Linked DNA regions of Homo sapiens: regions 1 and 2 are each linked to region 3. The links are chromatin contacts, found by Hi-C or POLR2A ChIA-PET in ENCODE. All regions are on one chromosome and are shown on one strand. The core of a region is the stretch at or near the end of the contact, and the rest is flanking DNA. Distances in the headings are between cores, read along the strand shown. Region 1 overlaps PPP1R37 (protein phosphatase 1 regulatory subunit 37). Region 2 holds the start of GEMIN7-AS1 (GEMIN7 antisense RNA 1). Region 3 holds the start of KLC3 (kinesin light chain 3).

Region 1 (2,700 bases), core at 97-2,596, 220 kb after region 3:
GAGGGACCCCAGGCCCTTCTCCGGGCTTCCTGGCAGCCCCTAAAGCCCCTCCTGGGGCGGCGGCCTCCTTCAAACAGCAAGGTTGTGCGGGGTGCTGGGGGGTGGAGCTGGCTCTTCTCTGAGCACCACACCCACCACCTCTCATGTGTGCAGAGCCACAAGAGACACAGCCCTACCTGGCCACTTTCCCAGTGGTCTGATCCTGGGCCTGGGGCAGATGACAGTGGAGGACAGAGGGTGCCGGCTTGGGGCTGAGTGTTCCCACTGTTTCACAAGCAATGTATAGGTAAAATGATAGCTATCTTAGAGCTGCTGCAAAATAATGCAGGTGAGAGTGGCATGGAGATAGGCAGGAACAGATTGGCCATGTAGTCATCAATTCTGAAGCCAGAAAGTGGGTCGGTCCATCAGACTCATTATACTCCTACTTTCTTGTGTCTGAAAATGTCCATCAAAACACAGTTAAACGGGCCAGGCACCGTGGCTCATGCCTGTGATCCCAGCACTTTGGGAGGCCAAGGTGGGCAGATCACCTGAGGTCAGGAGTTCGACACCAGTCGGGCCAACAGGGCAAAACCCCATCTCTACAAAATACAAAAATTAGCCAGGTATGGTGACACATGCCTGTAATCCCAGCTACTCAGGAGGCTGAGGCAGGAGAATCGCTTGAACCTGGGAAGCAGAGGCTGCAGTGAGCTGAGATCGTGTCACTGCACTCCAGCCTGGGTGACAGAGAGCAAGACTCTGTCTCAAAAAAAAAAAAAAATTAGACGGGTGTTGTGGCACGTGCCTGTAATCCCAGCTACTCGGGAGGCTGGGGCAGGAGAATCGCTTGAACCCAGGAGGTGGAAGCTGCAGTGAGTGAGATCACACCACTGCACTCCAGCATGAGTGACAGAGAATGAGACTCCGTCTCAAAAACCAAAAAACAAAACAAAAAGTTAAATGAGAAAAAAAAAAAAGCAGCAGCTGCTCAGAGGCGGTGGCCCACAAGGAACCCAGAGGCGGCAGGTGGGCCGGGAGGGAGGTCTGGCACCAAGGCCAGTCTCTCACGACAGAATTAGTTATAAAGCCCAGCCCGGCTGTGGAGGCAGCCACCTGGGTGGCTCCCTGGGGCCCGGCCAGCAGGTGCTCAGTGAACGTGGGCTAAAGGAAGGAAGGAACTTGGGCCTCATGCCCACCCCTGAGGGACAGGACAGCCAGATGGAGGGTTGTCAAAGGAGAACTCTGAGGTACACGGTGAGGGGTGGCAGGAAGCTGGGGCTCCTGGCACAAGTCCGTAACTGTGGTGTCCCAACGTTCGGCAGGGAGTCCACTGACAGCTGTCATTTACTACGCAGTTATCTCAGGCAAGCCCTTTATGTACCCGAGCTCCCTGAAACCTTAGCACATCCCTGGGAAGGGGATATGGCCGGGACCCCCAACCCAAGACAAAGAAGAGGAGGGTCAGAAAGGTCACATCCCTGAGTGACCACACAGACCACACACTGTGGGGATCCTCCTCTTTCACTGCTGAGCCACTATGACCTTCAGAGTCAGCCTCCTAAATGAGAGCCCAAAGTCAGCTCCGTGGCCACACACTTGCCTTCCAGGAACAACATCCTCAGATGCCCTGTGACACAGGTCACAGGCCCCGGGCTTCCCACCCACTCTGCACTGGGGAACCCTCTCCCCCTGCTAAACTGGGAGCTCCCCTGGGCACTCATGGGGACAGCGGCTGGGTGCCGGGAGGCCTGGACATAGAATAGGGCAGTGACACAGGCCAGCCTGAGGGGAGGGCTGCAGCTACCTCTGTAGGCAGTTGGAAGCCCAGGCGGGGACTTCTGGCTGCTGAGCCTGTTCGGAAAAACCTCTGCCTGTGACTCCTTGGGAAAAATGAAGGGACGCTGGTGGTGAGTTCTTCTTCCCAGTGAACAACCGCTGGGCACCTCCACCCCCAACAGCCTCTCAGTAACCCAGAGGCCTGAGAAACGCGGATCACGCGGGGGCTGGAGCTGTAAGGCTGAGGAGGACACCTTCCCCAGCAGCCTCGGGCTCATCAGCTGAGCCACTGAGTCAACAATGCCAAGGACGAGCACTGGCTTACGGAGCCAGCCTCCTGCCAGGTGCTACTCTAAGACTAACTCTGCGGCCTCATTCTTGCAGCCCGGTCTACCAGCTGCCCTAAGCCTTTGCTCGGGTAGCCCCACTGGCCTGTCCCTGCCTTGGGTGGGATGGCTGGGACAATCTCCAGGCTAGGTTTCCCACCACCAGTCAGCGCTTCAGAACTGCATGCCCATGGTAGGCACACAGAAGACCTGGTGGGGACCTGCAGGGAGACTCCCTGAGATCACCTCCCACCGTAGAAGGAAAACCCACGTCCTGTGCAGTCCCCGCCATTCAGACCCAAAGCAGGCGCACAATTAGCTTAGGAGACCGTGCAGGAGCGGGCTGGTTGCTGCCACAGGCTTTCACTCGGCACCACCTGTCCCTGCACTGAGAGTAAAACCTCAACTCCTCAGCCCAGGACAAGGCCCCCTGATGCCAGCACTCCACCGGGGCTCACCCTCGGCTCGCCCACGCCTCCTCAGCCACTCTACAGGCTTTGTGGTTTGTTCCCGCCTCCGGGTCTGCAACTGCTCTTCCCTCCCTCTGACAGCTTCCCTCCCCTCCTGCAGCTTAAGCCGCAGCTGACTTGCCATTCAGATCTCAACTCGAAAG
Region 2 (2,858 bases), core at 223-2,722, 250 kb after region 3:
CAAAGGCGAGAGACGAATCTGCCAACCTAAATCCTGGGTGACAAGGCTGGTGGATCACCGAGGCAAGAAAGAACCAGCGTGAGCTCAAGCCACACCCCTAGGCTCAGACCCAACGCTTGACATTCGCCGCCGCACTTTCGCCACGCTTGCCGAAGCGCACCCGGCTAACTAGAGGAGGCGGGGCTGAAACCATAAAAGGGAACTGGGGCGGAGCGAGCTGCGTCGTCGCCAAGGCAACTCGAGAGCTAAGTCCGGGCCTCGGCGGAGCCGGCGCTGCGAATGGACTGATGGCCGCTGAGGCTGCTCCTGGCGCGGTTCATCATCGGCCGCCGCACTTTCGCGACTGAGACGAAACGACACTCACCTTTACTTAATGGAAGGCTTCGCTTACATCCTGAACTTAAAGGAACTACAGAAAGGGACAGAAACTGCTTTCTTTTTAAACAATGCGCTGAAAGGTTACTAGTGATAGGAGGCTTAGTGAAGCGCGTGATGTGAACGGCCACGCTGCAAGGCTGGAGAGAAAAGAGGAGGGAGTGAAGTTGCACCCTGATCGCGAATCCTCGGCCTTTTATCAGGGGCGCCGCCACTCGGGGTCCGACCATTCGCCTCCAACGAGGGGACAGCGAATCTGCTGTCGTGTGCAGTCCACAGCAACCACAGGTGGGGCAACAGGAGGAGCGCTTGGGCACGACCACGTGACCCAGCACGAGCCACCGCCCGCCCCAAAATGAAATCAAATCCTAATCTCCCAATCCCGGCATGCCGGTCACTCCAGCCTTTCCAGGAGACTTGCGGCCGTGCAGCCCCTACACCTTTATCTGGACTCCTGTCGTACTTGGCCCAGCTCCACTGGATTCAGCCCTTGGATAACCACCCTACCAGCCCCTAAAGATGACTCCATCCCCGTCGGTATAGTTAATTAAAGAAAAACAGGAGTCGAATTTTCCTGGGGTAACTGGTTCTTTAGCAGGAGGGGAGCACTGGGGAGTATCTTCAGGGTGGCTGGACTTTGCAGCCTCTTTAATAACTTCCCCCTGTGCAGGTTGTATCCTTTATCACCCCACCCCGATGCCCCGGTCTTCAGGAAATGGCAGCAGGCCCATATTTCTGTAGGGTTCAGAGTTCTGTGAGGTAGAGCATTCCTTCCAATGGGATCTTAGAATTCCTAGAGTTGCAGAATTTTACTGACTAGACCCAGGAGGTCTCAGGAGTCCAGACTTGCTTAAAGCTTGGCTCAAAATTCCAAGGGAGCTCATAACTCCATGGGGCCCAGAGTTCCTGGCTCGGGAACATTGGGAGGCCTGGGATACAGTGCCTTAGCCTCAAGCAGAAAAGTGAACACAATATCTTTATGGCTTGAAGGTATATGAAATAATGTCACTACATCGGAGCAGCGCCTCTGCTTGCACACCTATGGGAGTCTGCAGCTGTGACACGTAGAAGTTGGCCACATCCAGGTCGGTGGCTCCAAAGTGGGCGGCCACACGCACACCCTCGTGCAACGTGAAGCTCACCTGATGACCCACCATGGCCAGCAGGCTGCGGAGGTAACGCTCCCGAAGGGCGGCTCGTGCCCGCTGCTCCTGGGATTCCAGGGATTCTTGAGCTATGGGACACTCCTGGATTTCAGGAACCTCTGGCCTCAAGGGGGCTCTGCGTCCATCAGGGGCAAAGCCACGGCTGAAGCCATCAGGGCCCCGGGGCAGCCGGAGCACAGGCACGGGAATGTTCACTGGAGTTTGCATTGTCTTGGCTGTTGAGTGAAGAAAAAGAGCAGGAAGTCATTACATGGTAAGCATGGGGCTAATGGAGGAGGGAGGAGTGGAAGCAGAGGCTGGTCTACCAGGCAGCTCCACTGCACCTGCCCCAGACTGATCCACCCTCCTAAAATCTGTGCCATCGTCCCCCAATGGCTTGGATCAGAAACAAAAGTGTCACATGCACAAAAACATGAGCCCCGTGAAGGCAAGGACCTTTGTCTGCTTTTATAATGTTTTTATCTCAACTTATAGGCAATAAATATTTGCCAAAAGATGAACCTGGCCAGGCATGGTGGCTCATGCCTGTAATCCCAGCCCTTTGGGAGGCCAAGGCAGGAGGATCACTTTGAAGCTGGGAGTTTGAGACCAGCCTGGGCAATATAGCGAGACCCCATTTCTAAAAATATATATATATATTTTACATTAGCTGGGCTACTCAGGAGGCTGAGGGAGAAGGATTAGTTGAGCCCAGGAGATGGAGGCTGCAGTGAGCTGTAATTGTGCAACTGCACTCCAGCTTGGGTGACAGAGTGAGACACTGTCTCTAAAAAAAAGAATAAACCCCAGCTTTCTCTCACACACAACCCACCCAATCCATCAGGAAATTCTATCTTCTAGATAGATTCCCACTCACACATGAGCTAGCTTGAAAGGGCTCCCAGTGGCCAAATCTGGAATTATTTGAACAATACAATAATGATAGTTACAGATTATAACCCACTGGATAAAACAGAAATCCAGAATCCATACCAATAATAAATAAATGAATAAATAAGGAAGAGAAGGAAAATATAATCCTTACTGTAGACTGGCAAGTAAATAAATATAAAAGGAATAGATGCAAAAATGTGTGGATAGGGCCGGGTGCGGTGGCTCACACCTGTAATCCCAACACTTTGGGAGGCCAAGGTGGGCGAATCACTTGAGGTCAGGAATTCGAGACCAGCCTGGTCAACATGGCGAAACCCCGCCTCTACCAAAAATACAAAAATTAGCCGGGTGTGGTGTCATGCGCCTGTAGTCCCAGCTACTCGGGAGGTTAAGGCAGGAGAATCATTTGAACCCAAAAGGCGGAGGCTGCAGTGAGCAGAGATC
Region 3 (2,716 bases), core at 100-2,599:
CACAGCAACAAACACGGCTCAACCACAGCCATCCAGCACTCGGGCTGTGTCCCAGACACACAGCAGCTCCCACACTCACACAGAGCCCCGGGTGCACAACCGCACAGCTGATAATCATAGGCACAGTCCCACACACTGATCCCTGACGCGGACCCCCTTTTCCATCCTGTCACCCGCTTGGAGGAGCATCCCACTTAAATGTCCACGTCTCCACTCCCATCTCCCACAAACTCTCCGTTGCACACCACTGCCAGCCACGGTATCAATGCAGATCACACACCCTCTAGTTCCTCTCTACACACACACACACACACACACACACGCACACACGGCTTCACACACCTCCACACCTCACTCATCCAACCCCAAGGTTCCACGCGCACCGTCCCATGAAACAGCTCCACTTCTGGACACAGTTCCGCCCAGCCCCATGCACCATCACAGTGACACACAATCAAAAGTCAATCATAGTCACCTATCACTGATCCAGTGCCACACTGTCCACCACACGCGCGCGCGCACACACACACACACACACACACACCAACAGGCAGAAAGACAACCACAGCCGCACAGCCTCTTGGTCAATCACACCTAATCCTACAACCAGTTCCACTCTCTGCCATGAAGACAGCCACACACACAGCCACACACATGCACATCAGGCCAAGCAGAAAGTCGACTACAGTCGCACTAGCTCTTGGTCGTAAAGTGCTACCAGCAATCCAATTCTACACACACACCATTCCAGTCAGAGGTCGCCCACGTTTTCACATTGCTAAAAGTGTCACATCATACACACAGTCCCATCACAGGGTTACACGGACAGTCGCTTTCACCCTCATACCCACAGCCTGACACACTCTCTTACACACACGCAAAGCCACACACACACACACACACACACACACAAACACAGGCAGGCAGGAGACTCCCATCGTGGCCCAGCCCCGCAAGCCGCACCAACTTACCCTGGCCTGCCCAGCCCCGCGCACCAGGCTCACCCGCAGTCACAAGGGCCCCCTCCCTCTCCCTCCCAGGCCCCGCCCCGTCCTCGCTGTTTACCTGCGCTGGGGTGGGGGGCATGGGACCCCAGCCAGGCCTCCAGATCCCGGAGAGCCCCAGGACGGGGCAGGGGGCATCCGGGAGCCCCAAGGCCCTTCCCCGTCTCAGGGCGAGCGGGCCCAGGGTTGCCCCCGCCCCCCATCATCGCGGCTCTCCGAGAGTCCCGCGCCCCACTCCCGGCACCCACCTGACCGCGGGCGGCTCCGGCCCCGCTTCGCCCCACTGCGATCAGTCGCGTCCCGCAGGCCAGGCACGCCCCGCCGCTCCCGCTGCGCCGGGCGTCTGGGACCTCGGGCGGCTCCTCCGAGGGGCGGGGCAGCCGGGAGCCACGCCCCCGCAGGTGAGCCGGCCACGCCCACCGCCCGTGGGAAGTTCAGCCTCGGGGCTCCAGCCCCGCGGGAATGGCAGAACTTCGCACGCGGAACTGGTAACCTCCAGGACACCTCGAATCAGGGTGATTGTAGCGCAGGGGCCTTGGCCAAGCTAAAACTTTGGAAACTTTAGATCCCAGACAGGTGGCTTTCTTGCAGTGCCTGCCCCAGAGCCTTTTCCTTGGTTGTGTGGCCTGCTTCGATCTCTCTTCCCACAGATCTCATCGTCTTTAGGTCTCTTCTCAAAGGCCACCTCCTCCGGCAGGCCTTCCCTGATTGCCCCCTTCTAAATGGCACCCTTCCACCAAAACATTACATACTCCTCTTGATTTTGTTCACAAAACTTTTCAGGGCCTAAAATTACCTTATTTATTTATTGAGAGGGAGTCTCGCTCCGTCACCCAGGCTGGAGTGCAGTAGCGCGATCTCGGCTCACTGCAACCTCCACCTCCCAAGTTCAAGCGATTCTCCCATCTCAGTCTCCCGAGTAGCTGCGACTACAAGTGTCTGCCACCACGCCCGGCTACTTTTTATATTTCTAGTAGAGACGGGGTTTCGCCATGTCGGCCAGGCTGGTCTCAAACTCCTGACCTCAAGTGATCCTCCCGCCTCGGCCTCCCAAAGTTCTGGGATTACAGGAGTGAGCCACCGCCCCCGGCCCCTAAAGTTATTTTATATAACATATATCACATCATTATGTTATGTTATATATTATGTTATTGGCAAGGGAATGTGATATCTAAGAATTGGGCTCAGGGTTCAAATTTGATTCCGGCACTTACTTGCTGTGCAGGCCTTGGGCAAGTAACTTAACCTCTCTGTGCCTCAGTTTCCCTAGTCAATAAAATATAAATAGTCTAAGGCTTTGAGAATTGAATGTTAACTAATACAGGGACAGTACTTTTTTTTTTTTTTTTTTTTTTTTGAGACACAGTCTCGCTGTGTTACCCAGGCTGGAGTACAATGGCGCTATCTTATCTTGGCTCACTGCAACTCCTGGGTTCAAGTCATTCTCCTGTCTCAGCCTCCCGAGTAGCTGGGATTACAGGCGCCCGCCACCATGCCCAGCTAATTTTTCCATTTTTAGTAGAGACGGGGTTTCCCCATGTTAGCCAGGCTGATCTCGAACTCCTGACCTTAGGTGATCTGCCCACCTCGACCTCCCAAAGTGCTGGAATTACAGGCGTGAGCCACCGCGCCTGGCCAGGACAGTACTTTTATCAGGGCCTCGCAAATAGAAAGTACTTAGTAAATACTCGCTACTGACTGTATATTATGGG

The links. A loop is a pair of places that touch in the nucleus more often than their neighbours do. ChIA-PET counts read pairs that join two places held with the same protein, here RNA polymerase II (POLR2A). Pooled maps may share reads with other maps.
Region 1: a loop to region 3 is called in a pooled map, with 4 times the contacts of the local background. The contact joins the enhancer-like site here to the promoter of KLC3 in region 3. A Hi-C loop is called at or near these places in 1 of 168 maps with a recorded cell type or tissue (transverse colon) and 8 of 50 pooled maps. POLR2A ChIA-PET finds 5 or more read pairs at or near these places in 3 of 52 experiments (OCI-LY7, activated CD4-positive, alpha-beta T cell and activated CD8-positive, alpha-beta memory T cell).
Region 2: a map of mammary epithelial cell shows a loop between it and region 3 (6-fold over the local background). The contact joins the promoter of GEMIN7-AS1 here to the promoter of KLC3 in region 3. A Hi-C loop is called at or near these places in 7 of 168 maps with a recorded cell type or tissue (GM12878, MCF 10A, PC-3 and 4 more), 8 of 37 single-sample maps with no recorded cell type and 9 of 50 pooled maps. POLR2A ChIA-PET finds 5 or more read pairs at or near these places in 3 of 52 experiments (OCI-LY7 and WTC11).

The regions. Positions count from the first base shown.
Region 1 is chr19:45,117,222-45,119,921 of GRCh38, reverse strand. The region is part of intron 1 of PPP1R37 (protein phosphatase 1 regulatory subunit 37); the gene reads right to left. Among named protein-coding and RNA genes, the nearest start is that of PPP1R37, 25 kb to the right of the region's middle. RefSeq lists enhancers at 678-727, 908-957, 2,498-2,657. Within about 2 kb of position 1,346, at least 7 of the 41 ENCODE cell types and tissues checked have a DNase peak (open chromatin) inside an H3K27ac peak, as active enhancers do; they include OCI-LY7 and transverse colon, where a contact is called at or near this core.
Region 2 is chr19:45,089,005-45,091,862 of GRCh38, reverse strand. It overlaps GEMIN7-AS1 (GEMIN7 antisense RNA 1), which reads left to right and starts at 1,472. Exons shown (of 2, transcript NR_134887.1): 1 at 1,472-1,794. It overlaps GEMIN7 (gem nuclear organelle associated protein 7), which reads right to left. Exons shown (of 3, transcript NM_024707.3): 3 at 345-1,756. The coding sequence starts at 1,748. The coding sequence ends at 1,353. RefSeq lists silencers at 129-313, 2,014-2,187 and enhancers at 422-471, 82-1,076, 1,077-2,072.
Region 3 is chr19:45,339,383-45,342,098 of GRCh38, reverse strand. It overlaps KLC3 (kinesin light chain 3), which reads right to left and starts at 1,349. Exons shown (of 13, transcript NM_177417.3): 1 at 1,253-1,349. RefSeq lists a silencer at 1,364-1,453.